4 separate regions of the Mus musculus genome follow, and regions 1, 2 and 4 are each linked to region 3. Evidence: chromatin loops called from intact Hi-C (ENCODE). Cell type or tissue: heart. All regions are shown on one strand. Region 1 has its middle 14 kb from the start of Spata3. Region 2 overlaps 4933407L21Rik (RIKEN cDNA 4933407L21 gene). Region 3 overlaps Cab39 (calcium binding protein 39). Region 4 overlaps Itm2c (integral membrane protein 2C).

The links. Peaks named below come from ENCODE experiments on the same cell type or tissue, not always from the same donor. Only the 100,000 strongest peaks of a DNase experiment are listed, where the experiment ranks them.
Region 1: a loop joins it to region 3, with 7 times the contacts of the local background. A loop is called at or near these places in 38 of 42 quality-filtered maps.
Region 2: it touches region 3 in a loop (7-fold over the local background); 21 of 42 quality-filtered maps call a loop at or near these places.
Region 4: it touches region 3 in a loop (2.4-fold over the local background); 16 of 42 quality-filtered maps call a loop at or near these places.

Annotation. Positions count from the first base shown.
Region 1 is chr1:86,004,271-86,012,270 of GRCm38, reverse strand. No RefSeq gene overlaps it. Among named protein-coding and RNA genes, the nearest start is that of Spata3, 14 kb to the left of the region's middle. In heart, a CTCF peak has its summit at 4,220 (motif pointing right); a DNase peak (open chromatin) is centred at 4,270; H3K4me3 peaks cover 408 bases; H3K27me3 peaks cover 345 bases.
Region 2 is chr1:85,931,038-85,939,037 of GRCm38, reverse strand. 4933407L21Rik (RIKEN cDNA 4933407L21 gene) reads right to left here. Exons shown (of 3, transcript NR_037692.1): 3 at 7,282-7,753. It also overlaps a transcript of Gpr55 not described here. Among named protein-coding and RNA genes, the nearest start is that of 4933407L21Rik, 6.6 kb to the right of the region's middle. In heart, a CTCF peak has its summit at 3,414 (motif pointing left); no DNase peak of the experiment used is centred here; H3K4me3 peaks cover 743 bases; H3K27ac peaks cover 1,497 bases.
Region 3 is chr1:85,849,610-85,857,609 of GRCm38, reverse strand. It overlaps Cab39 (calcium binding protein 39), which reads right to left. Exons shown (of 9, transcript NM_133781.5): 9 at 6,033-8,000. Among named protein-coding and RNA genes, the nearest start is that of Itm2c, 41 kb to the left of the region's middle. In heart, a CTCF peak has its summit at 4,100 (motif pointing left); DNase peaks (open chromatin) are centred at 149 and 4,109; H3K27ac peaks cover 378 bases.
Region 4 is chr1:85,896,200-85,904,199 of GRCm38, reverse strand. Itm2c (integral membrane protein 2C) reads right to left here. Exons shown (of 6, transcript NM_022417.3): 2 at 1,050-1,190. Among named protein-coding and RNA genes, the nearest start is that of Itm2c, 5.7 kb to the right of the region's middle. In heart, a CTCF peak has its summit at 4,517; DNase peaks (open chromatin) are centred at 1,979, 2,269, 3,339 and 7,209; H3K4me3 peaks cover 2,823 bases; H3K27ac peaks cover 5,315 bases.

The sequences.
Region 1 (8,000 bases), 150 kb before region 3:
TGTGAACAACACCCGTGTGGAGATTGCAACTGCAAAGCAATGGCTGGAGATCATCCAGGGAACTGTGGGATTCTTAAAAAATTGGGAAGGGATGGCCTTTTGGGCGCTCCTGCTGACTGTTGTGTGTGGAGGAATGCTTTGGTGGATGGCACATATGCGAAGGTGGCATAGGGCTGATAAACGAGCCTTAGTGCAGGCTATGGCAGACTTGGAAGCAGGAACATCCCCCCAATGTTGGCTCAACATGCTGGATTAGTAATCAATGACGGGTAAACCCTCACATGCGCATACCAGCCTAAAACAGGATGGTGAAAGTGAGTTTGTCACTCCCATGACGGGTAAGGATGTGGCACAGAAGGGGGCAACCTAAGACAGATGTTGATCCCAGAGCTACTAATAAAACAAAAAGGGGGAGATGTGGGAAGCGGGTGCGGCCACATAGGCCAAGACAGCACCCTGGCCCATTGCCAGGCCCCGTGAACCCCACATGTTTACTGCCTTGCCCAAACATGCAGTAAAACTGCATGTGTATTCCTTGTGATCCGGATCTGTCAGCCTATCTGTGACCACCTGAGCTTGTGCCTGGAGTGTGTGTGATTCTGATTGGATGAGGTGGTGTGGGGCGAGGTGAGGTCAGTTGCTGCAAGAAGGACAGTAAAGAAGAAGCTGCTGGGGAGAGAGTTGTAAGAGAAAAAAGCCGCAAGTAAAGAAGCTGCTGTGTGAACCCTCCTTGGTGCCCATGTCGTTCTTGTCTCTGTGGGCCGGAGATTGCTACGGTCAGCTGGTGTTAAATAATGAATATTGGGCTGAATGGCTGGACCCTTTAAACTCCTTGTTGCATTTAAGTTGATGTAGCAGAGAGATTCAAAGATACATGGCTTGGCTTAGAAAAGATAGCGCTTTGTTTCCTCTGTTGGTAATTGGGGCTCTTTGCTGTCTTCAACATGGAGTCTTCTTTCCTGCCTCCAGGGGCTGCTGGTCCAGGGCTCCCTAGCTCCTGACTAGCAGGAAGATGAGAAAGAAGGGAGAGGAAAGCAGTCTTTTTGGCTCACATCTTGGAAAGTGGATGAATTATTTCCATTCATTTTGCCTGGGCAACCCAGGCTGGGAAATAGCCTCCTCCTGGCTGGTTAGACACCAATTCCATCCTTGGTGGGTTTTCTCACCTCCTGGGAGAAGTGAGCAAAAATCCAAAGACATTTGACAAGCTCTTCTGACTCTAAATGTTGCCCTAGTAATGTGGGGTCTTCCTGTGTGCTGGGTGTTAGAAGGTTTTCCATGTTTGCAGGGCATGGCTGCAGAGATCATCACTTTTTCAAGTTACAGCAGCAGGAACAGAAGGCTCAGGGAGGTTAAACAGTCTCCATTCACTCGGTGAGCGGTAGGTCTGGGGTTTGGTGCAGGCAGGACTAGCTGAAAATGCCTTCTTCTAAGCAACAGTACCATGGCTCCTTGAGACAGAAATGGGGTTGACTCAATGTTACACAGTTTTCTGGAGGTCAATACTGATGAAAGTCAAGGGCACTGGCAGGAGGAGGGGTCTTTGGGTGGCAAAGCCTCTTGGGCCTCACATTTCTGAGGTCACAGTAAAGGGTCATTTTTTAAAAACACACTTTGTTGTGTGGAGGGAGCTCTTTTACTGCATTAAGTTTTATAAAAGTAATGATTTCTAGGTTAGAGAAAGTCAATGAAGTCCTGCTTTGATTAAAAAGTTGAATTAAGACAATTCATAAGCAGAGGAGTGAGAGGCCTTGATTATATTTGAGACACCGTGTCTGGTATCTGGTGGACATATTGGCACCCCATATGACATTTAACTTGAGAAAGAATTGTCTTTAACTAAAAGCATTTATATTTATGTGTATGTGCAGCACCTGTGGAATCTAGAAGAGGGCACTGGATCTCCTGGAACTAGGGTTATAGGTGGTTGCGAGCTACAGAGTGTGAGTTGGAAATTGAACCTGGGTCCTCTGCAAGAGCAGCTACCACCCAGAACTGCTGAACCATCTCTCTGGCCCCGAAAAAGATCATCTTGATAGTAGTCTGAATCTTTTGGGTAATGTTACAGTTAATTTTTATTATTTCTGAATTATTTTAAATAACAAAAATATAGACAAAAGACATTGTGGTTTATGTTTTGTTTGCTGGGATCAGTAATCTCGAGGGATGTCACCTGCTCATATGGTGAGGACACTCTTGCAGTCCCACGGAGAGGCAAGAGTGAAGCCTTCTCTACCAGCACCTGTTAAAGGCACCATCTTGGAAGTGTCCAGCCTTAGTCAAACTTAGATGACTTCATATATATCTTGTCTGCAACTTTGGGAAAGACATCAACTAGAACCACACACCTGAGCTGCACTCTAGTTGGATTCCCCCACGTGCGGGCTGAGATGGCATTGGTTTAGCCCATTAAGTTCTGAGGTAAATTCTTAGTAATAAATAATACAGTTATTGTCTATTCCTAATCTACACTTTCTGAAGGAACTCCATTTTATAAACATCCAGCCTGCCAGAGGTTGCGTCATTGCTCTAGTCCTGTGGTAGGCAGCCTGCCGGCCCCCTTGCAGATGCTCCCATCTAACTATGATGAACATGTTAGGTTACCCAAGGCAAGGAAGGGGATGAAAGGTTACACATGGTTTTAAAACAAGTTATTCTGAATTTCTCCAGGTGGGTCTGTTCTAACCCCAAAGATCCTCAAAGGAGAGGTAGAGGAAATAAAGTCAGAACGTTGGCTTTGAAGGTCAAATGGAGCCTTTGAAGGTCAGGTCTTAGAGGTTGGAGAGGTGAAGAAATGGACTCTCTCCACCTCTAAAAGGGACTGCATCTCAGAGTTAAAGTCAACCACCAGAACTGGAAAGTGGCAAGGATGTACCGGTTTAAGCCAGTGAGGTTGTGATGTATCATAAGATGAGATGATCAAATCATACAACCAGAAAATGGCAGAGCAGGGAACCAAGTTCAGTATGTCTGACCCAAAGCCATCTTTCGCTCTACAGAGATCCCAAACCCTCACTTTTCCCCCTGACTCTATCCCTGAACCTCAGCCATGGTAGACTCTTACCTTTCCTAGGGTATAGTTTTTTGGTTTTGTTGTTTGTTTGTTTTAAAGATTTATTTATTTATTTAATGTATGTGAGTACATTGTCACTGTTTTCAGACACACCAAAAGAGGGTATCAGATCCCCATTACAAGTGGTTGTGAGCCAACATGTGGTTGCTGGGAATTGAACTCAGAACCTCTGAAACAGTAGTGAGTGCGCTTAACCACTGAGCCCTCTCTCCAGCCCCTGGGTTATAGTTTTTATCATGAAGTTTTTGAATGTTTGTCCTGTACAAGCAATTTGAACATATCCTATAAAAATGGGATAGAGATGCTAATGGGCATGAGAAGTTTTTTGAGCATGTGGAGGTTGTCATCTAGTAGGAGAAGACAGACTGGACCCCACAATGATTGCCACAGTTACTATTACCCTGTGTCACAATCGAAGCTTGACTGAGCAGTTCCAGGCAATGTACAAGACAACAGAACTGATGGCTGGGATTAGACCCACAGTTGGAGGAAAGTCCCACCTGTCCTTATTTGTGTTACAACAATTGTGTCCTCAGAAGGGTCACAGCCAGGAAAGGAACAGAAAGGACTCTTGGGTTGGGAATAAAAGAACTTGAAAGACTACAGTCATCTCCAGATATCTAAAAGTTCAGGTCATTAAAGAAAACACTTGGTACAAGGAGAGATGTTTATGGCAGGCCATAAGTAGGGAAATTAAGATGCTGAACAATTTGCCTTATGAGTAAGTACCACCCCTTGATTTAGTAAAAACCTCCATCAGGAAAGGGAAAACTATATTAAAGGTATGGAGTGGCCAGACTTAGCAAATGAACACACAAAAAGGCACTTAAACTTGCATTTTACATCATTTATAAAATAATTGCTCCATGCAATTTGCTTTTATGGCTCTTAAATCCAAATTTAACTGTATGCCCTTAATTTTTATTTGACAAAATTGATATAAGATTTTCTTTGTGTTTTGAAAAAAATAAGTGTATGGTATTTTAATTTTTAGAATTTGTAATATACATAATACAGAAATTGTACATATTTCTCAACTCACATGAAGCACATTTCTTTTGAAAAGGGAAAAGAGAAAGGACTTCAAGTCTATCTAAAGAAGAATCAGATGTCCTCTGCCGAGTTAGGGAAACCAAAAGAGACCGCTACCACTAGGGGGCACTGCATGGCTGCAGGTTAGAAGACCAGAGGCACTGTAGCCCGTTCTTTGATCTAGGTTTACCCTGGGAATTCCCTAGGGGCGGGACTGGTGTATGCAAACTTGGAACTCTCTTCAAAGTTTGTCCTCTGCTTTTGTCTTCAAAGCTTCAGGACCGTTGTTTTTTTTTTTTTTTTGGCTAGAGGAGTGCGTGGGGTTGGAAGAGAGAGGTCAGCCTATTGTTGCCTGGGGGTTTCATTCCTACGTGTATCTCTTTTCCTTTTCATTCTTCCTGGGGACCCAGTTCCAGTCTTGGAAGCCTCAACTCTCAGCTGACTCCAAAGATCCGAAAGGGATGGCGATTCTTGCCCTCAGGGAAGAGAGGAGGGAGACAAGATAGGAGGGAGACAAGATAGAAGGGAGAGAGTGCAGAGTAGGTGTGAAGTCATTGTTACTTTCCTATAACACTTGAGTTTGTGCCCTTACCTTTGGCCTTGTGTGTCCTGAGTAAGAGCTGTTCAGCGAATATTTTTAATTCATCCGACACTAGGAGGCCCCTAGTGAGTTGTGGCCTCACCTGGGGCTTAGCAGGGGGTGCAGTTTAAAAAGCTCCGAATGATGTCCAAAGCTTCCGAATTCTAGAAGAAAGGAAGGCAAGTTACCCAGTTCACAGCTATTATCCATCTTTCTTGGGGCAGTGATGCCTGCCAAAGGGAGAGGCCAGGTGCTGGCACAGAGATCCATTCCTACTCCCAGGCACACACTACAACCCTGGACTGCTTTGGGGAGGGGTTGTGAGGGTTTTGGGAGATGCAGTTGGAGGTGCCTGAGGAGCTGGGAGGATGGGGGGTGGTGGTGGAGGAATTATGATATAGATCCAGGAATCCACAGAATGAAAGAATCTATGGATGAGAGAACAATTGCCCAGGAAGGAAGAGCTGTGTTTGGGGGACATTTTAATCAGTCAGGGAAGAGTCTCAGCCTGGAAGACCAGAAAACAGAGAGGACAAAGAGGTGATTTAGCTCGGTGTTAATTTTTCACCATAATTCCTTTTGTGCAAAGGGATCGAGTGGTCTCTGAATGAATCCCTTGGAGTAGTAAGACTACAGGTGTGGACTTCATCTCCTGTCCCTTTTCTTCACCTGGTGACTTGAACCCAGCACCTGCTCTGCTCTGTGGCCCAAAGAGTTGTAAAGGGCTCATCCACAAACATGGCATGCTGTGAATTCCTCCCCACAGTGTAGGGAAGCTACAAAATCTTGGCGTGGAGGAGAAAGAGAGAAAGATCTCTTTAGCATGTTTTTTCCTCGCTATTTCCCATCCATACCACAAACTAGACCCGCCCAAGGTGCAGGAGCCCCGCTTGCAGTGTGCGATGGTTAGTTGGTTTTTCTCTGAACCATGGAGGTGCCAGCTCCCTTGCTTTATGCTTTAAACCTTACAGGATGACGTTGACCACAGGCATTTTAGCTTCTGGTATTGATTTTTGTGGCTTTCATTCCCTAGGCATCATGGACAGAACAGGCCCAAATCTGGCATACAAAAGTCATCATGTGGCCCGCTCAGGAATCATTGTGAAAGGATCATTTGCATAAGACTCAAGCAGGTTGGACAAGCAAAACCAATGCCCGAAGCTGTAAGTTCCACGAAAAGCGGGCCATTTGAGTTCTGGGTTAATGAACAAAGTACTTTAGTGCAGGAGATGTGGGAACAGCCATCGAAGAGAGGACCATTTGCATAGATGGAGTCCACCAGCATTTCCCAGAATGCTTTGTGTTTTCTTCAGTGGTGAGAACCTGTGGCAGGGCTGGGTTTCTCAGTGTAGTCCCAGAATGAATGGTCCTTGCCACAAGACGCCATCACCAAGTCAGAAAGCCAGCAAGCTTAACCACTGCCTCCCATGCTAGGTGGTTTGATAACACAGTCTCATGTCCACATTATAATTCTTGGGAAGGTGACCTTATTTGGAAACAGGGTCTGTGCAAATATCAAAAAAAGCCTCGAGAGGAAATGATTGGTAGGACCATCATCTGGATGAACCCCCAATCCAAAGAGATGTGTCTTTCTCAAAGAGGTTCGGAGGAGGGAGGGACACAAAGGAAGAGATGTAGGCAAAGGCAGAGATTGGAACGTTACAGTTACAAGCCAAGGTCACTGGAAGCCCTCGGCTGGAAGAGACAAGACCTGGCTGTTGAGGGAATGTGGCCTTGCCGACACCTTCCTTCAGTTTGAGGTTCTATTCTACAGAGATGAAAGTTTTTGTTTTAAGTTACCGAGTTTGTGGTCTTGTGTTGCAGAAGCCCCAAGCGGTGAGCACACCACCCACGCACGTTGTCTGATTCCTGAGGTGTTCGCTGTATCCTTCCCCCTCCTTTCTTCCATATATGGCCTGTTTTGCCCCTCCTTTGTGGTATCAGCCTGGAAGGGAAATTTCATCCCATTGCTACATTTCCCACACAACACATTTCTTGCATCGAGAATTTCTTAGTGTTGGAGATTGGCGTTTGGAGAGAAGGTTCCATTCTCCAGCATGATCCCTGAGATATCTTTTCCTTGATCAAATATGAATGGCATGAACCACTTTGAACCTTTGCAGGGCTGATCAGATACCTGGGCACTAGCAAACCCCCAAAGACTTGTGCTTGGGTGAGTCTGCGCACACACAGGCTTCTCGTTCACGTCCCCTCCACACACACCATGCTGTCAGCAGAGAGACTGCAGAGCCTGGTCAACAACAGCCTCCTGCCAGAATTGCCCTTCAACAAGGAAGAACGGGGACTTGAGATGAATCTGAGCATAACTTCCTGAGAAGAGTAGTCATTTCTAGAAGAAGAATAAGACAGGTTCCTCAGTGGTTAAGAGCACTGGCTGTTCTTCGGGAGGTCCTGAGTTCAATTCCCAGCATGCAACTCTCGGCTGTCTATAATTGCAGACTTATGAATTCTGTTGCCTTTTCCTAATGTACAGGTATACATGCAGATAAAATACCCATATACATACATAAATAAATGTAAAAAAAAAGACAAGATCCTGCCATACATAGCTTTTATGGTCACTAGTTCATGAACAGTTCACATACCCATAGCAATAGTGTGAGCTACTCCAGTATGTGTTCATTGGCCTGCATAGACATCCTTCTGCCTGCTCTCCTGTGTGTCTCCTCTAGAACTTCCTAAAGAAAGTTATCATTATTTGGTCAGTTTTATAAGCTAGGTCCCTGAAATTATTCATCAGTACTTTATCATTCCCAAATCTACCCCATTTACACACACACACACACACACACACACACACACACACACACACGAACAAAAACAACCTTTGGAGATTACTTTCCTGTTTGTTTTTGTTCGGTTTTCCCTTGTATCTTAGTTAGGGTTTTACTGCTGTGAACAGACACCATGACCAAGGCAACTCTTTAATAAGACAACATTTAACTGGGGCTGGCTTACAGGTTCAGAGGTTCAGTCCATTATTGTCAAGGCAAGAGCATAGCAGCATCCAGGCAGGCATGGTGCAGGCTGAGCTGAGAGTTCTTTTTTTTTTTTTTTTTTTTTTTTTTTTTTTTTTTTTTTTTTTTTCTTTTTTTTTTTTTTTTTTTTTTTTTTTTTTTTTTTTTTTTTTTATTAGGTATTTCGCTCATTTACATTTGCAATGCTATACCAAAAGTCCCCCATAGCCACCCACCCCTTCTCCCCTACCCACCCACTCCCCTTTTATGGCCCTGGCGTTCCCCTGTACTGGGGCATATAAAGTTTGCGTGTCCAATGGGCCTCTCTTTCCAGTGA
Region 2 (8,000 bases), 81 kb before region 3:
TCTGTGTTCTCTCTGTAAAAGGAGCTGTTCACCCATCCAACAGAGTCAAGTGGTCCCCTCCATGTGCAAGTGTGTCTGCCAGGCAAGATGACCCAGAGCAAAGGCTTTAGTAGGCTGAATAGCCACCTTCCCCATGGATGACCAGAGCTAAAACCTGGTGTGTGTATAGCAACGCTCTATGCTGGAAAGATCTCTAGGTCCCAAGAGTACCATTACCAAAGAGGGCAGGAAATCTAAAGCCATAAACTGGGGAAAGGTAAGGACAGGGCTCCTGGAGTTGTACAGCTGTGTCTCAGATTGGTGACCCTGGACCAGGAGATTGGGGGTGGGGATAGGGTTTGAGAACCCACTGATTCATCCCAAAATAGTGAGTGAAGGAGACTTGCCTGGTGTGTGTCACCAGTCCAATGGTGGCTCAAGTGGCAGTTGGCTCAGCAGTACCAGAAATGGGGAGGATCACTGTTAGTGTTGAAGTACAGCAGAATGCAGCCAGCGAGTGTGGGAAACCCAGCACTTAGTTGTGAAAAAAGCCAGATTCCTGTTACTAAAGCCAGTGGGGCTAGGAGCTATTGTTCAGCCATAATGTGACCTTATTCGTACTCAGCCTTGGAAAACCTGACACACTGGCTACACGTACAGCTGCAAGATCTAGCAAAAATTAATTGGAAAACCAATTCGATTAACATGACTGACCAAATAAATTCATACAATGTACTGTGACCTTGTCTCAGGCTTCAGTTTCTGGCTCCAGAGAAGAACTGGTATTTAATGGCCCCTGCCAAGGGATTGAACAATGTGACCCCTGGGTATCAGGTATGATGTTATAGGGGTCTTATCTGTAACAAGTAGGTCACAGGTGGTTATCAGGTGCATAGCTGGTCTTCCCAGTTGGTGAGGATCCAGACCCTGTGCAGTTTGATGCTCAGTCACGTTGGTGCTTAATTGTCTGTGAAGCCACTGGGTCTCAAAGGCCCCACACACTTGGACTCAGTCCCTTTCAGCCTGCTCTTCCATCCTCCCCACCGTGACACTGGCTCTGTGTCCATGAGAGGCCCAATTCAAGAGACCTGTTGACTACACATCCTCTACTGGTGATGCTCCCTTCTGGGTCTAGTTATGGTGTAAATGTATCTCTCTTTACAGGGAACTCCTCCTCACCTACCAGCACACTTGACAGGCATTTCCCTATAGGCTTAGGTCCAAGTCACCCCTTTTTCCTAAGTTCCAAGGCCTGACCTGGATGTGGAAGGCTGATCAGGGACATCCTTGTCCCTTAACAGACATTTTTCGGTTAACCCCAGCTAACTGGTGGGTGGGTCCTATCCCCTTGGCTCCCAGAGGATTTGACTGGAGAGCACCTATTCATAAACTGCATTCAGTCAGCCCTGTTAGAGTCCCCTCCCTGTAGACCCTTTGAAGTTGGAGTCATTACAGTAACACAGTGAAGATGCCCTGGGCTTCTGAGAACACCCACATAGAAAATTCTACCCTACAGAAAGTTACTGTGAATAACCAGTAATTTCAAAGATGCTTGAAATGACTGTAGGCCCAGTAGCAGCTGCAGAGACTCAAAAGGATGTGAAAGGACTAGCTTGATATGTCAACGAGGAAAAGATAGGATGAGCTTTCTAGCCTGGGATGAAAAGAGTATCAACCAAGCAGGGGTAGACACATCCCTAAGGACCTATATGGAGATGCTATCTACAAAATCCTCCATGCTCCTCCGAGGGCCAGCTCCATTGGGGACAATATCCTTTGGGGGCAACAGAGTGGCTGACAAAGGGTACCGTGAGAATCCCATTCTGAGGACAGGGGACTAAAAGACTCATAAAGGTGTTGATTTTGAGGTACACACCCTGAAACTACTACTATAGTACCTCTCACCTTCTCAGCTGTGCTTCTTGGTAAGGCCAGGGCAGAGAGACCACAGGCACTGAAGGTGAGCAAGTGCCTGTCTCCTCTTCCCTTTGTGAACAGTGCTCTGTGTCGGGAGTGTGGTGATGGTGGTGGTGGTGGTGGTGGGGACATTCACTGTGAGATATAGCAGAAGTGAGGCCTTCTGTCCTTTGATGTCTGCAGAGGAGACTGGAAGGTGTCACTTCAAAGGAATGCTTGAGGGAGCAAGCCAGCAGCTCACCTTGAGGCCCCAGACCCTGCCTTTGTTCTGAGGCAGTCACCTGAGAAACAACCAAAACTTATCTGCACGGAGTGGGGGGTGGGAGGAGGAGGTGGGAGAGAGTGGGAGGGGTGTTGTACAGCACAGTCACACACACACACACACACACACACACACACACCCCACTCGCATGTGGTGCATGCACAATAGACTGATGTTCTTAGGCTTTGGGAAGGACTATCTCCAGCAGCTGGAAGCCCCTGCCATATTTTCAACAGGCCCCCCACCCCACCCCGCAGCCACTCTCGCCCTCGAAACAACGTTTCTTTCCCCCTGAAGGAGCAGCTGAGGCTTTGCTTTCTCTGGAGGCCACCAGGTACAATCAGTTGCTATAGAGTAAGGCAGGGACAGGTGCCAACACAGTGGCGCTTGGTAGGCTTGCCTGCACCTGCTGGACCAGAGGGTGAGAAACCTTTCAGAACCAAGCAGGCAAATGGACTTCTGGCATTCACGGAGGGTGGCATCAGGCCAGCATCTCTGGAGTGTTAAAGTCAATTTAACTGCAGAGGCTAGGTGTTTAAACCATTTTGACAAACACAGATGTAGTAGGTGGTTAATAGAGCTTAGAGCTGTTGCTATTTCCTCCCTGGGATGTCACTCTGGGGAACAGTCAGATATCAGAGGTACAGCCAGGGGCTGATGGAGGGTCTGGGGTATGGCGTCAGTGGCAGAAAGACATTTCTCACTACCCTGGAGGCTGAATGTTCACGGTCTGGCCTGGCTCTGTGTCTGGTTCCTGGTGAGAGCTCTTCCTTGCTTTTGCCTGGGTCTGTACAAGAAGTTTTCTGATTCCTTCTGATAGGGACAGTCAACTGTCTGGGTCAGACAGTTAGCATTTCATTTTACCTTAATTGGCCCCCTAAGGTCCCAGGGTTGGGGTTTCAATGCCTGAATTTAAGTGGGAGCATCCAGTCCACAAGGCTTTTACTCTGTGAACTTGAATAGAACATGTGTGTTTCCTCTAGTTTCTTAACTTGAATACACCCGGCTCTGAGCTCAGGACATTTTACAAAGACTTGCTAACCCCGTTGTCCCTAAACATCTCTCTAGCTCCGGGAATCCTGCATGAATTCTAGAAAGAGAGGCTCCTCAAGACCTACAGAGAGGGCTCAGCAGTAAAGAGCACTTGCTGCTCTTCCAGAAGACCTGGCTTCCATTCCCAGTGACCACACGGTGGGTCACAGCAGTCTGGAAGTCTAGTCTGAGGTCATCTAGTGCCCTCTTCTGGCCTTTTCAGGAACTACGTGAGCATGATGCAAAGCACCCAGACACATATAACAAATAAAATGAAATAAAGAAATAAGAGAGTGCCCTTGATAGGGGAATGGGGGCCGCAGATTCGGTGGCTAAGAACCAGGCCTATGAATGTAGACTCCTATGTTACATGGACACAAGACTTTGTCCTACAGTTCCCTCATGGCTGCAAGCTGCCCCTCCCACCAGCTCTGGTGTCTCTTCCAGAGAGCTCATACCAAAATCATGCTCTGGAGTCTAGCCACCTTCCCTGAACCATTGCCATGCCTTCCCTTCACAGATCCTGTGGCACTTTCTCCATCTAGGCTGGGGCTCCAAAGCCTGGCTTTCTTTCAAGGTAGGGTGAAGCCTGGAGATGTTCAAAGCAGACGCTTCTTAGCATCCATTCTCATAATTGTGATCCTGGGGAAGATAATAGATGCATGGTGTCAGGATGACATGGGGAAGCGCCAGCATCTTCAATCAAAATCAACAGGCATTTGTGCTTCCTGGGCAAATGCCACATGCCCACTCTTGAGTGGGACAAGAAAGACAGAGAGGGCTTACAAGTACCAGTGGTTCCTGAAAAGGAGAGAATAGGCTAATTAGGAGCCCATGTCTGCCCACCATCCTGGCTTTGCTTGAGGTGACTGCAATAGTACCCTGCCACCTTCCCATAGGCTAGTGTTTTCTAAACTTAAAAGGAGAATTACATCAGCAGCTTAAGCAGGAGGACACAGTGCTCTGGTACTTTAAAAGATGAAGGAGAAGCTGCTGTGGTCGGTGGGTCTCAGTTTGCCTGCCCTGTGCTTCTTCAAAGAGCCCCTCTCACTTGCCAGCGACACTTAGCTGCGGTAGGTATCCACAGGGGTTCTGGGGTCTGCGGTGTGAGCAATGGGACTGTGGGGTTCTGGTCTGAAGCCGGCAGCCCCTCTTGTTGTATATTATGGTCTAGTGTCCCTCTCCCCTGAAGAGATCCAGGCTGGAGCCTCGAGGATGACAGCATAGAGAAGTCGTTTGTCCTTCCTCAGGGGTCAGCAAGCAAAGCTGACTTTCCCATTGGGCTCTTTTGACTAGGAGGACCCTGGGGATTTTGAATAATTTAGGGACTATCTTCCTGTCTGAAGAACACGTAAGGACCCAAGCAATGAATTGTGGCAATACGAATAAGGTGAGGAGTTTTACAATCTAGGCCAGTGAGCAGGTCACACTCGCTACCTTGTCATGGTTATTTATGATATTTATGTCTTTGTCTCCTCTTAGGAGCTGATGTCATCAATTCCATCCTCCCAGGATGTCCTTATCTGACCTGCCATGGAAGCTCCTGGGGGCTCTAACTGTCGTCCTCCAGAGTCCCTCCAAGGCCCTCCCACTCCCTGAAGACTCTGCCTTTGGCTCAGCTGTGATCAGAGTTTCTCCCTTCCAGAAGATTCCCTCCTTCAGTCCTTCCTCCTTCACTGTTCCCTTCCCTCAGCCCTTCTGTTCTTGTCCTCCTGCACTCTGTCAACCTGTTTTTAGGAGAGGGTCCCTCCTGATGAGGGTCTTGATTCACAGCTGTCCTTGCTCCTAGGGCTGTTTCCATGGAAACCAGAAGCAAAGAGGTCATTCAAAGGAAAACCCAAGAGCAGACATCTGTGGAAACAGCCCCCATCCCTCGGCAGTTTAACAAGCGGGCTGCACCAGCGAGAGACTGTGCTCTTCCCGAGCTAGGCTGCAGCTGAAATAATCAAACTCCAGAGGACAGCATGGGGGAGATTTGCAGGGATGGCGTGGGGTGGGGCTAGGGTTGGGGGAGGTGGGAAGAGTCTTCAGCAACCAGTGCAACCCGGATGCATGTTACATTGTTATTCATTAGAGCCCTTTCCCATATCCTGTCTGCACTAAGTTCTCCAGCTTTAGCCTTGTTATTTCTCCTTCCGGTGAGAAAGAAGCCGGAGTGTTAGAGCCCAGGAAACAGAACTCCAAAGACCAAAGTTATGAGAGGCTGGGGGGAGGGGGGGTCGTCTTACACTCGCCCACACTCCCAAAGCTCAAGTCCCTCTGACCTTGTGCTTTTTATTATCTATTCAAGTGGCAGAATAGACTTGTCACATGCCTTGTCCTCTTCTGGTCCCACAGAGAATCATTTACAAACCACTGTCTACTTTATGACCCGTGAGACTCTGTCCTGGGCTGTTGTATATGCTCAACGCTCATTAGGTTCCCCCTAAAAGTCACATATGAGTCATCTCAAAATTGTCTACACTCTCTCCTCCCCAACAGGAGTGGGGTGTGCCTTTTTTTGCACCCCACTGAGCTGGTGGGTGGCCACGCACTTGTGACTTTCTGTGTTCTGGTTTTTCCGTGTTTGCACATTCACAGATCTGTATACTTTTTCTCCGGTTTCGTTTGTCTTTGTCAGTTTGTTCAGGAGAAGGTCCAGATGATAGAGGGGAAAATGTCCTTTTGCTACACGGGGTCAGACACAGGGGAGGGGAGGGGAGGGGAGGGGAGGGGAGGGGAGGGGAGGGGAGGGGAGGGGAGGGGAGGGGAGGCAGATTTCTTTGACTTTGGGTGAGAAGCATAATTAGCCAGTTTCCCCCTTAGAGCTTGTGGGGAAGAGGAACGCGGAGTGTTATTTCAAGGCCTTTTGTGCAGAGACCTGATGAAGGGATGACTCTATAAAGCTGGTGGAGTTGAGGCTGGAAACTGGCCTGCCGCAGGACCTTGCTTTGCAGGACCTTGCTTTTGGAGAACAGTGAGACTCGTAGACACTTGAACATCGCCAGCATTTCCCAAAGTGATACTGTGAAATATCTCAGCACTTTTCAGCCTGATTCCTGCCAAGTAATTCCTAAAACCCCTGGAATCACGATAGTGGTGAGCTGTACATGCATACTAATGAAATGACTGGTGGTGGACAGATCTAGGTGGCTTCTGTGGCGGGGCTGCTCAGAACAGAAGTGAAGAGCTGGGTCTCTCAGACCCATTCTCAAACTTCTGGCAAGTAAGGGCGGAGGGCCGGGCTAATCACCGGTGATCAATGAGTTAATCAATCATGCTTTTGTAAGGAAGCCGCCATAGCCCCCCACCCTCCACCCCAGAGGGCAGGGCCTGGGCCTTTCATAGAGCTTAGAGCACGCAGGGTCCCTGAGGACAAGGTGCCCAGAAAGGGCACGGCAGCCCTGCACTCCTACCTTCCAACTTTATCTTGGGAATTTTTTCATCTGTTCTGTGGATGTTTGTAGTATCTTATGTGAAATCTGTAAACTCCTTTTTTTTTTTTTTTTGAGCCCTTCTCTAACAAATTATTTGAACCTGAGGAGTGAGTTGGAAGAACCCCAGTTTAGAACTCTGGGGTTGGAAGCTTAGATGGGACAGCCAGGGCTGGTGGCTGAAGGAGGTAGAGAGTTTTGGGGGACCCAGTCCTCAGCCTATGGTATCTGATGCTACCTCAGAGTAGTGTCAGAGCTGTAGTGAGTCAGAGGGCACACAGTTGATGCCATTGAGGACAGACAGACAGACAGACAGACAGACACACACACACACACACACACAGAGAGAGAGAGAGAGAGAGAGAGAGAGAGAGAGAGAATTAAATGATCTATGTTGATTGCTGAATGAATGTAGGTGCATACCAGGTCTCTGTGCCCTCGTCCAATGTCTCTACTCAAGATCCTCTTGGATGTCCCCAGAGGCCCCGAGCTACCCCAGATAGGTACTCTGCACCCCAACAGAGGTCAACATAACCTAACCCGGACCTGGTTTGGATACTTTTCTCATCTAGTTCACCTTATTTACCTCTTCTGTGCTGCAGAGCCGAAAGTGCCAGCGCTTGTGTACCAAGCCAGTGTCTTCTGATATAGGCAGTGGGAATAAATGACTCAGGCCGGTTGGAGGGACCTCAGCAGAGCTAAGACTGAGACAGGTTTATTTCAAGCAGTGAGACATTTTACATGCTCCTCATGATAGGCTATAAGGGTGGCACCCAAGCCTGATAGGGCATACAAGAGTAACGTCTAAGATTATATGTTCAGCCAAGTTCTGTATGTATGCTTCATTTACCTCTAAGGAACACCAAGACACAAAGGTAGCCTGTTTGCCTCACTGCCTGAGAGGGTGCCTCAGGTTTTCGGGAACTGAAAGGCACATTGAGTACCCCAGGAGTCATAATGCATGCCTCTCAAGGCAGCCAGCGCACAGAACAGGCCTACTTCCCAAGCTAGAAATGGTAGCTGCTCATCATCTCTCTCGAGGTCTTGCAGGATCCTCTCAGCTGTGCATGCCTGGCACAGGTTGGCTGCCAAGCAACAGCTCCAGGCCTCACTTCCAACCAGAAGGCATGGGAGGCTCAGCTCCCAGATCCTGGCAACAGATGACAACAGGGAATGGGTCTTGTCCCAAGCCTCTCACTTCTGTGTGTGGGCAGCCGTCACAGTAGGAGTGGGGAGAGATAGACCCACATGCACCGGTTACCAGGAAGATCACAGTTTTCTTAAGGTTAAAATAACACCTCTAACCCCCCCAACAGCATTGGAGAGGGCTCTGTGGCTGACAGTGCCATTGCTACATGGGGACCCAAGGCAGGGGGCTACATCTCTCTCCCTGAGCT
Region 3 (8,000 bases):
CATCAACGGTGGCTGAGATACAGTCTCTGGTGCCAAGACTCCTCCTTAGCACAATGTTCTTCCAGCCCCTCCATGTGGCAGCAGGCATCAGTGACTCAGTGTTCCCTATAGGGACCAGGCACACTTAGTTCAGGAGTCCAGAGCTGTTGGATGCTTGGATTACTTCAAGGCTGTGGTGCTAAAGACTGCAGCTGCAGACACTTGGCACATGACACTTTCATTTTCTTGAGAAGATTCCTTAGAATCTGCCCCCCCCCGCACACACATCAATTAGGAATTAAGAAAATGCACCCCCCCCGAAATAGTCATAGGTCAACCCGAGGGAGGCAATTCCCCAGTTGAGAGCCCCTCTTTCCAGACATGTTAGTTACTTCCTTCTCGAAGGCCACAATGGGGTCATGTTTTACTCTTTCCATATTTTCTTTCCTCAGCCCTTCATTTCCAACTATTTGTGAATTTTTCTTTATTTAATATTATACATTTGTTTGAGATAATGTCCTATTCTATTAGGCCTGAAACTGATTATGTAGCCTAGGCTGGCCCCAAACTCCTTTATCACACGTGGCTTTATCTGTGTCTTTGAATCCGAGGAATGACTCTCGTAGACAGAACGTCATTACCAGATCTGGCTGGTGTTTTTTCACTGGTCAGATAGGAGAAGCCTTTCAGCTGGAGTAGACTTTAATATTGTCACCAACATTAGCTGTTCAGAGCCTGTACAGTAGCTCCTATCTCTCTTCCAACCCCTTTCTCATTAGAAGCATCTGACTACTGTTCTCAAAAAATGTTTTTGGTATCATTTTAACTCTTGTTGAATTTTTTAAACAGCCCTTTAAAAAGTGGCTGCTCTAGGTATCAGTATGCGTTTTACCAGGCTTTACTGATGTTTGATGCTAACTCCACTGGGGTAAAATGTGAACCTTTGCTCCGCCATAAGCCAGCTCTGCCCCTCTTTCCTGTGTGCCATTACATCATAGACAGCAAACCTACTTACAAAACTAGCAAAACACTACAGCACTGCACTTGTCTTATATAAACTTGTCTTTTGGAAGTCAGAGGAAAAAGCATATTTATCTGTTTTGAAAACCTACGTATTCACCTTATCTGGAACACTTCTTGCTGTAGATTTAATTAGCACCAGCTTATCTTCAGCCTAAAGAACTTTCTCTAGTATTGACTTCCTCTGAGAGAGGTCGGTGAGCAGTAAGTCTCCCAGTCTGTGTGTTTTTGGAAATGCCTTCATTTCACCATCACTTTTGAAGGTCAGCTTTATTAGATATTACTCTGACATCTTTTTCAGTTGTGTTTACTCATTTCCATGTACCCTTGTGCCATCGGTCATATTTCCACTGTGTGGGTACCAGGGATCAAACTCAGGGCACTGAGTGATGTTACTGGCTAAGCCACATCACCTAGGGTTCCTAGAGATAGAATTCCTGGTTGATTTTCTCTCTCTCTCTCTCACACACACACACACACACACACACACACACACACACACACACATCTCTCTCTCTCTCTCTCTCTCTCTCTCCTCTAGACTATTTCTTTCTTTACCCTCCTCTGGTTTTTATCCCTCTAAATGAGAGAAATAATTGTATCATTGTAGCCCTGAAAGGTTTTGTTGTTTGATTCTGATTTTGTTTTGTTTTGTTTTGAGACAATGTTTCACTATTTAGTTTAGTAGTCAGGGCTGGACATCTCCATCCTCCTGAGTGTTGGAACTGCAGGCAGCAGGTATCAATGCTCTGGCTCGGTGAGTAGCTCTTGTTTCAAAGCTTTGTAGCTTTGTCAAAGTAGAGTTCTTTTCTGAGGACCTCTGCACTGATCTTATGAGTTCATTGAGTGTCTTGGATGTGCTGGACAAAGGTGTTGGGTTACTGTAAACTGACCTTCAGATTATAATTAGGTGATCTTGACTGAGGTGCAGGGGGCAGCTGTAACTTGGCGGTGCCCCGGGCCGGGAGTCTGCAGAACACCCAGCCTTGTATTAGACTCCAACCTGGAGCTGACCAGTTCCTACTTTCCCTCTTCTTGGTTCACTTTTGTGTCAGATTCTGGCAGGGTCATAGTATCTCCACACCTCAGGAATGCTCTAGATTCTAAACTGGGCATGGTAGCATACACTTGTAATCCCAGCAGTTGGGAGATGGGGGCTAGAGGATTAATAAATTTGAGGCCAGCCAGGATGACATAGCAAGACCTGTACAAAAAGAAAATAGAACAGCCAAGAGTGGTCAGGATCTGCAGTTCCTTCTACTGCCCAACCACTGCTTTCCTGGCAAAATGTGGAGGAAGCTGTTTGTGGGCCAAGTGGCCTATTGTTATATTCAGGGATCTTCCAGGTTCTAACTCAATGCTTCTCAACCACCTTCCTAATGCTGCGACCCTCTAAATAGTTACTCAGGTTGTAGTGACCCCCTCCAACCATCAAATTGTTTTTTGCTACTTCATAACTATACAGCTATTTTGCTACAGTTATGAATTGCAATGTAAATATCGGATATGTGGGATATCTGATATGTGACCCCATGGGGTCGAGACCCATAGGTTGAGAAGCACTGCTCTATCACTGAAACCAACTCTGCTTCCCAGAGCCCTGCTGATTATCCCTCATCTCCCTCAATCTCTCAATGTTTGCATGAAGCATTCATTCCCTTACCAGGCAAGGCATTCAGGTAAAGTCCTCTGCCACCTTGGGGATTTCTTAGGTTCTCCTTGCCTCCACTCTTATGGGGTGGAAAGACATATGTTGCTTGTATTCTTCTCATTAGCACAAGACCAGAGACTTAAACTTGCTTGGAAGAGACTGAGGCCAGAGCTGCTCAGATCCCGTATTCTGAACATAGGATCCCTTTCCACTGGGCTTCCCAAGTCATCATGTGTTGATGACCTACTGTGTGCTGGGCACTTTCCTCAGGCCCCCTAGAAAGCCTAAGAATTGGCTTTTACTCTTCTCCCCATCTTGAACAGAGATGCAGCAAGGCCAGCAGGGGGAGCAGAAATGAAGCAGGGCATGCTGGGGAGAACTGGAAACCCTGCTCTGTCCTGGCCCTTTATGTTTGCTTCCAGGTGAACTTGACATTTTGCTTCTACTGTTGTCAAAACCACAGCCAGATTGAAACGGACAGATCCTTTCAGTGAGATAATCCTTAACACCTGGTTCTTCCCAACCACAAGTCAAGGGTCAAAATTCCACATCTTCCATGGAGAATACAGGGTGTGCGCTAGACGTGCTCTGTAGACACCCTTGTGTCCGTACAGTCCATGAGGAGCAAAATGCCACCCAGATAGCCCACTCACACTTACAGTGCCTCCTGCCCTCCGAGGATCCCAGAGACTCTGGGGGCTGTCATTCAGATGCTGTGTATTATAAGCCTCCTAACTTTCAATGCCTGGAATGTTCTCCCTGACCCCAGAGATTTGGCTCTGGTCTTCTAGAGGTGCAGGCAGGGCATACGGGGTATCCATAACAAGCAGGTCCTGGTCTGTGGGGACCCATCCCAGGCTAACATCTCAGTGTGGGTGCCATGGGACATTCAGTAAGAGAACACATTAAGTCTCAGATGCTGCCTTGTCCTCAGCCAGCAGTAGAGCGTGTCCACAGGTTCTGTAGCCCACAAAGAATGTTAGATGTTGGATCCCTCTGTGCTGCTTCCAACAGGCCAAGGCTTGGAGAATGAAGGGGGGCTTTCAGAGCTTGCCTCTCAGAACCACAAAGAACAATGTCTGCCTGCTTGGTGCAGAAGGCAGAAACACCACTGGCATACTCATGTCAACACCACATTCACCCAGGGCTTCCTCTGCTCCCCACATCTGTTTCTATCCCTACCTAACTACTCCAGCTTGTTTGAAAGTGAAGTCCCTCCAACAATCTCCAGGCTGCCCAACACCAGAACCTAAATAAATAATACAAAAAAAAAAAAAAACAAAACCAAAAAAACCCACCAGAACCAAAATAAATAAATAAATAAATAAATCAAACAAACAAAACCCCCCCAAAAACTGGACTCCTAGGTCTTTTCAATGCCCAGATAAATCTGCAGCACTAAACCAAGGAACTACACTGCCCTCCAGTGGGCTTAAAGCATAAAAGCAGCTCAGTGCAGCCACCTAGAGGCTGGGTTGCTACAGGGATGGGGTGCTAGGCAGGCTGTTTGGGACAGTCTTGGGACACAGCTTCCAATGAGGCAATATCATGTTTGGGACCAGGTCTTGGGAAACACTTGGGTCAGTGAGGATCAAAGCTGGGTATTATGGTGGATGTTGGGGCTCAGACCTGCTTCAGAGTCCAGAAGGCAGATGAACACACTTCAGACAGATTGAGAAGCAGTTTTTCTTTTCCTACGAGCCAGTTGTCATTCATCATCAGAGAAGTTGCTGGGTCCTGAGAAGGGCCCCGTGGCCATCATATATAGGCAGTGTACAAGGCACACTGATGGTCCTGAGTCCAAGTTACAGATTGGCATCCAGCTCTACCCACTGGTAGAAACTCCAAGAGGGCCAGGACCCCAGTGGCTCCTGGGAGTTTCCAATGGCCTGCTAGTCACTGAGGCCACTGTTCACATCTGCATCTCAACAGAAAGGAAACTCCACCTAACTCCACCTACTGCAAAATGTATCTATCCCCATTTCCACCCAACAGAGTGTCACTGAGACACATTCCAGGGACCACAGAGTTGCAGGTGGTTAAGTTATTGCCTGGGAAGTTTTAATTTTGATCAGCTAAAATTACAAAACCTGTCACCTGTGTGCAAATGCAGATTATGTCCATAGACACCTACAAGGTACTTGAGTTGCAGGTAACTGCAGAGGATGTAATCTCTTATCCAGGAACCTGGTGTGTGTGTGTAAGGGAGAGAGAGAGAAAGGGAGGGAGGGAGGGAGGGGGAGAGAGAGAGAAAGAGAGAGCGAGAGCGCTCTCCAGGGACACAAATACAGGGAATCAGACATGGGTTTCTGAGGTCCTTGTAGGGGATGGTGCCACAACAGTTCCATCTTTGTGCAGTCACTGGCCCTCAGGGTAGTGTTGAGTGCAGGGAGACAGATTCCTGGAGGCCCGGAGCTTCCAGGCCTTAGCAAGACAGTCTTGGCCTCCTAAGTGCTTCGTGGAGGGAGGTACATGGGATAACTAGAAGTAAGCTTTAGTAGAAGAAAACTGATGATCACACATGGTAGGAAATTTTCAGATCACTCCTGAGGTCTAGTTGTTGAATTATGAGGAAGCAGCTCAGCGATGGTTGGCAGAGCAACCAGGTTGAGGCAGGGCAATGCAAGGGTAGTGGGATCCCCTACGACCTGGGGTGACTGTGGAACACTGCAGCCCTTGGGGATTCAATGATCATGAGCCCATGAGTCCTTGCAGGTTAGGATGGACATAAGCAGCCCAGGATGCCTGGTCAGCATGCAGCTGGAAGACTGCAAGGATCCCATGGAGACCATGGGGGTAGGGAATGGAATGTGAGCTTCGGGGAAGGTAACTCTGGCCTGGCAGATGAACAGTAAGATGCTTTTACTCTACTGAAGTATCGCTGGCAAGAGCAGGCCCTGTGCTCTGTGGCCCAAAATGGAGAGCTTATTGACTGACAAGGTTAAGTGTTGGCAGGGTTGTACATAGACGAGGAGCCACCTCTGGAGACAGAATAGGGGCCACATGGGCCTTGGTGCCAGAGGACTAGGCTTTCTAGGTCTCACCTTCACCATGGACATGCTCCGGTGACCTGTAAGTCTCCCTGTCAAGCAGTTAGTCTCCACTGTTGATAAAGGAACAAAAGATACATCTACACTCCCATGGGGGTGGGCAGAGGTACCATAAAATGGTACCACTGATATTGAACTTGGAGACAAGAATGGGCTATGTGACACAATAATCACCTCACACAGGGGCAAGATAAGGGTAAAACTGCAGGCGCACTAAACCTTGAGTACGGAAAAAAGTGTTAACTATTTCCTACCCACTGACAAATCACGTGCTTTTGTCTCTTGATGGAATTCTCCACAGTGACATATGACTGTCTAAAGGACATCACAAGACAGTTTCTCCAAAATTTTATTTTAATTTAAATTACAGGGCCAGCCAGATATTCTGATAAGAAATTCACTTTTCCTCAGGAGAAAGGAAACACTTTCATGTCATTAACAATTGTATACATCTCCCACTTTTTTTAAGGGTTAAAAAAAAAAAAATCACATTAAGTAACTGCCTTAAGTAAAATTAACCCTTTATAACACCAAAGAAACCACACCCAGGATAATCGTTCTGGTAATAGGAACCTAGAAAGTGATCACACTTTAAATGCAACTTTTCAATCTTGAATGTTTTCACATTGTTCTGTTTAAAAACAATCCAGAAAGCCTTCTCAGCCCTCAGCTTCCAATGTGTGAGTGACAGTTCCCTGACACACTGCATCCCATCTTCCACAGCAAGACTCTAGCACCGCTCTCTGTGTTAGCCCAAGTGGAAACTGTTCTGTTGTCTCAAGTTCTAAGAGCTAGCTTGGCAAAGAGACACTCCTTCCACTTGGTGAAATGGCCACTCTGTCACCAAATCCTGACTCACAACGCGGTGGCAAGGACTGGGTCACTTAGCACAGCTGAGTCTGCACACTACCCAGCTGAGAATGTCCTTGTCCAGAAGCCTGAATGCTTTCTCTATCTCTACTAGAGACCATCAACTATACACGCACGCACATGGGTAAAGAGAGCCTTGGAAACCCTTTACTGTAGACTGCCATTTAGATGAAATAGAACAGACCTATATTTTCTGGAGTGGTTTTTCTGACTTGTATTCCTTGAAGGAAACCTTAAAACCTGCTAAAACGTCAGCTAGGAGGCTCCTTTTACTGGCCAATGAATAATTCAGTTAGTAAGAGAGGCTAACAAAGAATAATTATGTAAATTTTTTTAGTCAGCTACAGCCATGCTGAATTGGATCGGGCAAACTCTGATTTTAAGTTGTTAGTTGTGATCCGTGTGTCACTAAGACAGACAGACACCATTCTAGTAACTTTATGTAGATACAGTCTAGGAGACATTGTTCTGCTGTGGTCACAGTCACAAAAAGTGGTGCAAAATCGGTTACTTTATAAATACTGATCATCTGCAGCATTAAGGAAAAGGACATTAAACCCATCCATCTCTCCCAGGACATCAGGACCAGGGCTCTTCTTTCCCTTAGAGAAGCCAAAGTTAGAATTATTCAGTTACTCGGCTACTGTACTGGATATTACTCTAAGAAAGAAACGGTGCTCTATAGGAGGTCCCTCACAAACAAAACAAAACAAAACAAAAAAACCAGCATTATTTAGCATAATCTGTATCATTCATAGATATGGCAACCTTAGGACTCATTTTAAATGAATAAGGCCAATATTCTGCAAGAATATGTAGCAGACAGAGTTCCAGGTATGTAGTTCTGCCTGCCAACGGCGCCCCATTGGGTAACTGAATACAAGGGATTGGTTCTTTTTCTTTTAATGCTGTGATCCTTAAATGTTAAAATCAGCATTTTCATGTAATCTCAAGTATTTCAATTACATATGAGCATTCTTTTTTTTGTTTTTTGTTTGTTGCAAAACTCAGGTAATAGTTACATACTACTACAATAACATTCCTCTGCTGTACAAATTAAACGATTTAAAAGAAATGAGCATTCTAAGAATTATATACAAAAGAAACCTGTAAGCAGTGTTGAAATGAAACATAAGGTGTTGCTGCTAGCTCTACTGTTTTAAAACACCTTCAAAAGTAAAATTAAAACACCCTTCAACCTATCCAGGTTTACAAGTTTCAAGAAAATCAAATGTCACAAAGTTCTAGAAAGCTGTGAAAAAGCATATATACACTTTCTTATGACCTTATGAAGCTCCACACTTGACAAGTTGCTAAGCTTCAGTATCAATTTATTTGCACACCAACTTTATCCTCCCCAAAGCTCACACTGGATACAGTTCTCCAACAATCCCTGTATGCGCCATCTTCCTTCGGCAGAGATGGTGGGT
Region 4 (8,000 bases), 47 kb before region 3:
ACTGGATGTGACTGTCAGGCCAACTGCAGACCTGACTACTCACACTGACCCAGGGATAGTCTGGGAACACCCACACTGCCTGGGAAGGGTGGAGAACCCCATGAAAGCACAGTTAGGGTCTGGGAGGAGAGGAGACAGAACAGCGTGGGTGCAGGAGAAGGCTAGGTAAGGGTCCTACACCAGAGGGTGGAGATGCCTGGCAAAGGGCTAGCCTGGAAGGTGTAGCAACCATGTTTTCCAGGAAGTTCCTAAGGTGAGAGAAACGTGGGAGCTGAGGTCTGCAGGGGAAAGCCCCACAGAGCACAATCTCTCAGGTAATTTCTACTGTGGAAAAAACTGGGTGACGTTAAATGTTTAAGAGACGTGGGGGTCAGTTGGGTCCACAATGACTGGAAACTCTAGCCTTTAGTCACTCTGAGATTCCCTGTAGATACAGTCATGGTTAATCTCTCAAACTAGTTACTTAACCGAGTTCAGTATTCAAGTATGGTGACCCTCCCTTTTCCCAGCTCTGGGCAGTCCAGCTTTAGGTCTAGCTCTCTAGCGGGTGTATGTTAGGGGAGACAAATGAGCTGCTTTGTAGACCTACCATTCCCGGAAGCAGGTCATAGCAAACCAAGTGTAACCTGCCCAGGGCTCAAACCCAAATGTCCATGCCAGGAATAGTTAGGCCATCTTTGAAGTCTGAGCCCCAGAGAGAATCGTAAACTCCCAACTTCTCTATTAGACCTAAGAGCTCCTGGTGACGATGCTTCAGAGTGACACTGTCACTGGTAGGATAGGGATGGGGGTGCCTGGCTGCAGTCACCTGGATCCTTGCTTGGCTCTCCAGAGTAAGTGCTGTGGCCGAGGTAGCCTGAGCTCAGGCAAGGGGACACTGGGAAGGAAGGAGGGCTGTTCTCTGCGCGTGCCTGGGTTAGGGAATTCTTACTGTCTCTCTTCACTGGGGCCTCAGGCTCTGGCTCCCCACTGCTTCCACACCCTCAGCAGACCTCCTCTCCCCTTGTCTCGGAGCCACCCCTTCCCCACCCATCTGCCTGGCTCCTCACCTGAGCAAGGAAGAAGTACCTGTAGATGTAGACCGAGGCAAACACAAGGCCCATGAGCAATACAACCATGCCCATGGACAGGTAGCACACGCCGCCCACGGAGCCTCCTTTCCGGGAGCGGTGGCGAGGGGGGCGTTCCTCCTGTGGACAGAAGCACTATGGTCAATGAGATGCCTCAGAGGGGACCACTCTTCTGAATTCCTCCTCCTCTAAGTAAATTTATCCCCTGGGGATGGCCTTGGGGGGCCAGAAGGACAATACAGATTGTCTTGCCCAAGTTTCTGTTAGAGAGAAATAGAGATTTGCCTGGAAGCTCCAAACAATCAGCCCGAATTTAGATCCTGTTCTTGGACGAGCCTGACCACCCTCTTTAGCAGTTCTCCAGCTGTGGCTCTCGATTCCTTGGGCAAACCCCTATCTCCCAAAATATTTATACATCATAAATCATAGCAGTAGTGAAATTATAATTACAAAGTAGCAACAAGAGTAATTTTATGGTTGGGGTCACCACGACTTGAGGAACTGACTCAAAGGGTCACAGCATTAGGAAGGTTGAGAACCACTACTCTAGTCATTCAAACATAAAACAGGGCATATGGGATGGTCTGAGTGATGGCATTAGACCAAGGAGTTCATGGGAACCAGGATGCATCTGGTAGGGAGGTGCCACTGTCATAGGCAAAAGGAAGCCAAGGACGAGCACAGCTAGAGAATGGCATGACCTAACCCTTCAGCTGGAGGCACAGGATGGACCAGGATGAGGACTCGGGTGATGGGTGTGTGTATTAGTTACATTTCTCATTGCTGTGACCCCTGGTAAGCTGGAGGAAGGGTTTGTTTTAGCTCACAGTCCACCCGGGTGTGGACTTACACAGCACATGTTCACAGGGGGAGATCAAGTGGCAGGCTGATGGATGCTGGCACTCAGCCAGCGTCCTCCGCTCTCCTTTTTATTCAGTCTGGGACATCAGCCCAAAGGACAGTGCAGCCCACATTCAGGGTAGATCCCCCCCCCCCCCCCCCGCTTTCCGTCTCTGGGAAAACCTTCACAAACACATGCAAAGATATGCTTTATTAACACTCCCAAGTGTGTCTCAATCTAATCAGGCTGACAAGGGAAATTAGCCAAACACAGATGGGTGTGGAAGTTGCTGTGCTCGACCAAGCTGGTCACTGACTGTGGGAGGCAGGGGCTCTGGGAGGCCCAGAGGATGTGGGCCTGATGCTTATCTCTAACCAAGTAGCCCTGGGCCTGCAGTCTACTGTGCTCAACTGTTCCTCTGTGGGGTCAGGCCACGCAGGTCTGGGTGGGTGGGTGGATGGTGTGTGCGGACTTTGCCTGGAACTTGACTTGAGGGCCACCTCTTGACTATCTCTCTGCATGACCTCCTTTCTCTCACCATAGCCCAGGATGGCCCTTATCTATTCTTGCTGATGCTACAGATGTCCCCAGGCCTGTTCCTTCCTCTGCTCTAGTGCCCACCACTTCCCCTGTTCTATACTGTTCAGACATGGCCAAGAGAGGTCAAATGTCAATATCCACAGAACTCCCCAGCCTTGAGAAGATGAAGCATATTGGGGAATGAAATTTCTCCACAGGCCTTAAATAAGCAGGTGACTGACCCCTCCTCCACTTCCAGCCAGACACTGATCTTACTTCTCTCTCTTTCATTCTAGAGACGTTGGGAGCTCTGTCTAGTTACCCAAAGACAAATCTTTATCTTTATCTCAGCACAGCAAAGGGGTCGTTGGGCTTTGGGAGTAGGGGTGAACCCTATAAGAGAGTCTGATTTCCCAGTGTTTGGCACTCACTCTCCAACCCAACCTCTAGGAAAAGGACAGAAAATGCCTTGGGTTCCCATATCTGTAGTGGAGACCCCCCCCACACACACACACACATACACAAGATCAAACCTTGGCCACTTTGTACCTCTCTCCTAGGTCTGGCCTTCAGACAACTGGTCAAGGACAGCTGTTAGCCAGAGGGGCAGGGGACTGCAGTGGCTTTGCAACTACACCCTGCAATAGGTCCTGTGTGGTGACATCAATGTCCAGGCTCCCTCCATGAACAAGCCACACTGTTTCTAGGGGTTGGTGAAGCCACTGGCTCTAGAGTAGAGATGGGCCACAGCCCCCCACAACAGAACATTCATCCTGAGGTTATCTGAGGTGACCAGCCTCCAGGGATTAAAAGAGACAATGAACCTAAAAGCTCTTTGTAGAGGACAAAGTATGGGGTAAAAATAGCAGATCTGTGGGGCGGGCCTTCCCTTTAGGGCCATCCCTGTGGCCAGCTGTTGAGGCTGCACGGTGGCTGTTCTTTTGCTCTTGTGCTTCTGGAAAACCAGAAAAGCTAGCTTGGAAGAGCCACTGAGGAAATGAAACAGGATTGGGGGAGGGAGCCCAAGCAAACTGCAAGTCAGAGCCTGCTAGACACATAAAAATCACGGCCAAGCTGAGGCCTTCCAGTCTTGCACCAGCGGCCAATTTCTGCTAGCCTGGGGAGCTCTGTGCCGGGCACAGAGGCTTCTCGAAGGGTGGTGGGAAAGGCCCACAAGGACATGGCAAGCAAGAGTCGAGACTGCAATGACCCCAGGTGCAGAAAAGAGGTCATGCATAGCTCTGGCCAGGACCCTTGACTGGGGAATCTCCTCACTTTACCCAGCTGGGGTGGTAACTGTACACACTGAGTAGTTGAATAATTAGGGAGATCAAAATAGCCCACGCTAAATATATTTCTTTGATGGGTTCCCTGTTAGTTATAGAGAAAGTGCAGGCTTCTGCAGATCTGAGCTCCTTCTAAAAGCTGGTTTTTTGTGTGTGTGTGAAAGGAACTGGCGTCCATCTGTAACCGAGGAGTGCCCAGAGGTCCTGTCCCTCAGACACAGACACACAGCTTGCCCCAGTAGTCTCCCCACAGGTAATCATTAGCTGGGAAACACTCTCTGAAGATGTTAATCTTGCCCTGTGCATTATCAGCACTCCACAACCAGCATGGCCCCCTCGACAGCAGCCTCAAGCCCCCGTTTCTTCTACAGTTCATTATACAATGTATATTCAGCTATCTGGCCTTTTCTTAAAGTCTTAGATTTTGTATATGGCTCCTGCATTGATTTGTATACAAAATTTACTTTGTTTTTTTTTTTCTGTCGATCTGTTTCCTGTCAGTTCACTTCAGGAAAATTTATCTAGTCTAAAATTATCAAAGTCCTCAAAGGGGAAGAAGGAAAACTAAATCTTCCCTACGCTAACCATGGCTCTGGCTCTACTGACAACCCCAGGCACAAAGCTGGGGGCTCTACTGGCTTGCTACCCAGCCAACCCTCAGAAGCACAGGATGGAGCAGTAAGGCTGGAAGTGAGGTTGGCAAGGAAATCTAGGATGTCCCCTCTTGAGGACAGAGGCCCTAGCACTGCTTTTGCCTGTGAGACATAGTCAAAGCCAAAGCTTACCTTCCTTTCCTTACTGTCTCCCACTAGGGGGCCATCACAGGCTCTGACCTCTTGCAATCTGAGACCTTTGGGGTCTGAGGATTGTGGGGCAGCAGTGAAGGTGGGTGGATAGCTAGTCTGCCTTCCTGAGGGGATAACCTCCACTCTGGCTACTCACCATCCTGCTGGAGACCAGAGAAATATTGCTCCCCCTCCCCCATGGAATGGTTACCAACAGCCAGGGATTGGGAGAACTTCCCCCTTTAGAAAGTGGGAGGATGGTGCATACTGTTTCTAAGGCAACAGGCCCTCTGAGCAAACTGCCTCTCTGCACACTCAAGTTAAGCACGCAAGGCAGACATCTGGGGACCTGAAAGGGCCCTGGGTCTCAGCCTTCAGGTTTTCCTAGGGCTCTCAGTGGTGCGCACGAGATAGTTAGCAAAGCCAGGGACAGAATGCATAGGAAACCACCAACTGAAACACAGCTCGCTGAGATACAGCCCAAAGGATGACAGCTCTTTAGCTACCGTTCCTCAGTAACAATGCCAAAAAGAAAGAAAGAGAAAAAGGAAAAAAAAAAAAAAAAAAAAGCTCGGATTATGCTACAATTACAGGCTACTCAGTAGGAGGCAGGGAAGGACAAAGACAGACACAGGCAGACTTTGAAGTGCTCCCCACCCCATTCCTATCCTTGGCATCTTTTCTTTCCTAGGCTGCAGGATGCAATTCACATAGGCAAGGATGCCAAAGGGTGTCTGTGCGCGCGTGTGTGTTTGTGTGTGTGTGTATGTTAGACCTACAGACTGAGTAAGACCTTGCTGGGGGTGGAAGGCTGGCAAATGCTTTCTGTCCCAGAACGACAGTGTACAGTGGCCAAAAAGCAATGACATCACCTCACCTGAGTTCGTGCCACACATGAGCCAAGGGTGTCCCATTAGTGATCCCTCCCACCTTCCCGGCACCAGCCTGAGGCATCCTGGGGACAGGTTGTAGCTATGCAGATCACTGCATTTGGCTGCACCCAGAATTCTCTCTCCTCCTCCATCCTGGACAGCCCAGGCTTCTCCAGAAAACACAGGCTCAGAAAGGATTTGAAGCAGAAAGAAACAAGGCCGGGAGAAGCTCTCACTCAGAAAGAGAGAGAGAATTGGAACCTCCCAGGACAGAGGGGAAAGCCCAGCTGTGGGGCTGAGCTTTTAATCATAAACATTTTTCCTTGGGAAGAGAAACTCCTCATTGGCAGCCTTCTGACTGCCTTGAAGAGTGGAGCCAGGGGAAAACAGAAAGGATAAGGAACCATAGTGAGTGAGTGTGTGTGTGTGTGAGAGAGAGAGAGAGAGAGAGAGAATGTGAGACATGGATGGGGCTAGGCTGCCTCTTTGAAGGTCATTATAGCCTAGGCAGGAAAACCAGCTCTCCTAGCCCACAAGAGACAGATCCTCTCCGTGCAGGTCCTCCTACCAAGAACCTGAGGACATGGACACAGACACACACACACACACACACACACACACACACACACACACACGAGTGAAATCTGATCTACAGGTATTTGGGCTGAGGGAGGGGGATACTCAAGGGCCATTAATCAAAGACAAATGTCAATGAGAAAATGACAGAGCTGAGATTACTGAATTTAATGTGTTTGCTTCTTACGCCCTTGCCCCCACCCCCAGCCCCGGGGCCTGTCTGTGTGAGCGTATGTGTGTACAGACGGCTAACGGGAAGAGGGATGAGAATGGGGGATAGCCACTTGATTGCATGCTGCAGTGGGGGTTGGGGGTGGGGGATGCAGGGGTAGGAGAGGTGTTGAACACAGGCTTCGGTGACTAGCTTCCCACCAGGGGCCATGGGGGGGGGGGCTGCAGGTTCCTCATTATCACCGTCTAACACGTGGGATGTTGGGTCACTGTAAGCCCAGCTGGCTCCCCAACTCCACCCCTTACCCAGTTTTCCTAGGAACTTCCTTCCAGTCTCAGGTCTGGGGGACAAATCTTATTTCAGTATTTGCCCAGAACTAGGGGCAGGCCCTGAAGAAGGTTGGTTAGCTGCAGCCTTCCCCTACCCACACCACACCACACCACACACACACACACACACACACACACACACACACACACACACACACCAGGCCAGGACACAGGTTGGCAATAGCCCAATGCTGTCATCTGTTTGAGTGGTCCTTCTGGGGAATCACAGGTTAGTCAGACAGAAAACCCAGGAGGGACTCCAGGGTCATTCCCAGTTAAAAGAGAACCTTTAAATCCAAGAGACCTTGCATAAAACAGCTCCCAGGCCTCTGATGAAATTGCCTATCCTGCTAGCTTCTTGGCTTGTATCTCAGTGCCCTGACAATGGCTCACGTTCTGTCTTGAACTAGCTGTATAACGGGTCTCTACCCACTCTTACTGCCAAGCCAGGCACTGGGTAAGAGGAAATATGCCTGGCAGCATTGTAGAGCAAGAAGAGACTTGCAGAAGTCAACTGTCTTACACGGTCCTAACTGCAGCTGGGCTAGGCAAAGCCAGCACACACCACCAAAGGCCCCTTCACACCAACTCAGACCTTAGGCAAGCTGTGTCGTGTGAGTTAGCCAACAAGCGGTTCTGTAGGTATTTCAATCCCTCCTCCTGACTGCCAAGTGTGCTTCCCTGAGCTCCTTACTACCCAATGGTGATAAGGGTGGTGGCTCAGCAGGCCCTAGGCCATAACTAACAGCACGCATGGCAAGACAAAGTTGATATTTCCATTTCACGCTGGGGGAGGGCAGGACGCGCTGCTTAGCTTTGAGAGTCTGATAAAAGCAGGAAGTTGGATGATGGTTATCACTCACATTGTACTGGCGGCAGAGAACAAAACTAGCCACCGTCAAACATTCTGCCTATTCAGAAATGGCTACCGAGAAGGGGTAGGGATGTGAATAGTGGTGAAAAAGTATCCTCACGGGGACTAAAAAAAATTATATAAACAGCTATTTCAGGGATGCAGGCAAGCAGCCACCCCCACCCCCAAACTATGAAGGAAAGCTCTTTTCAACAGAAGAAGAGATTGAAGGTTGAGCACTTGGCCCACGAAGACAGACATTGGTCTTTAGAGGGCTGTTGCTGGGGAAGTTTTGCTTGCATAATAAAACCTCTTTTGTTTCTGGGGCACCTCTCGTCCCCTCTGATCTCTTCTACTACACAAAAATCAATTGCCTGGTCCTTTGAGGCTCATAGTCTCTGTCTGGTTTCTTCGTTATTAGTATGTGTTTTGTGTTAATCTGTATACTGTCACATTATTGCCTAGACTTATATAACCAAGTCTTCCAAGGCTAATGAGAAAAATTATAATTTCTTCACCCTTGGGCTCAGCCCTCCTATCCGACACCATCCATCAGCCAGCTGCCCTAGTGTGTGCCCTGTCAACGTTGACTCTGCTGGGACTTCCTTCTTAAGGGGGCGATAATGATATTCCTGAGTTGTTCAAGTTAGTCCTTCCGGCTCCTTAGATCACCCTTAGACCCATGGCTTTAGGCAGC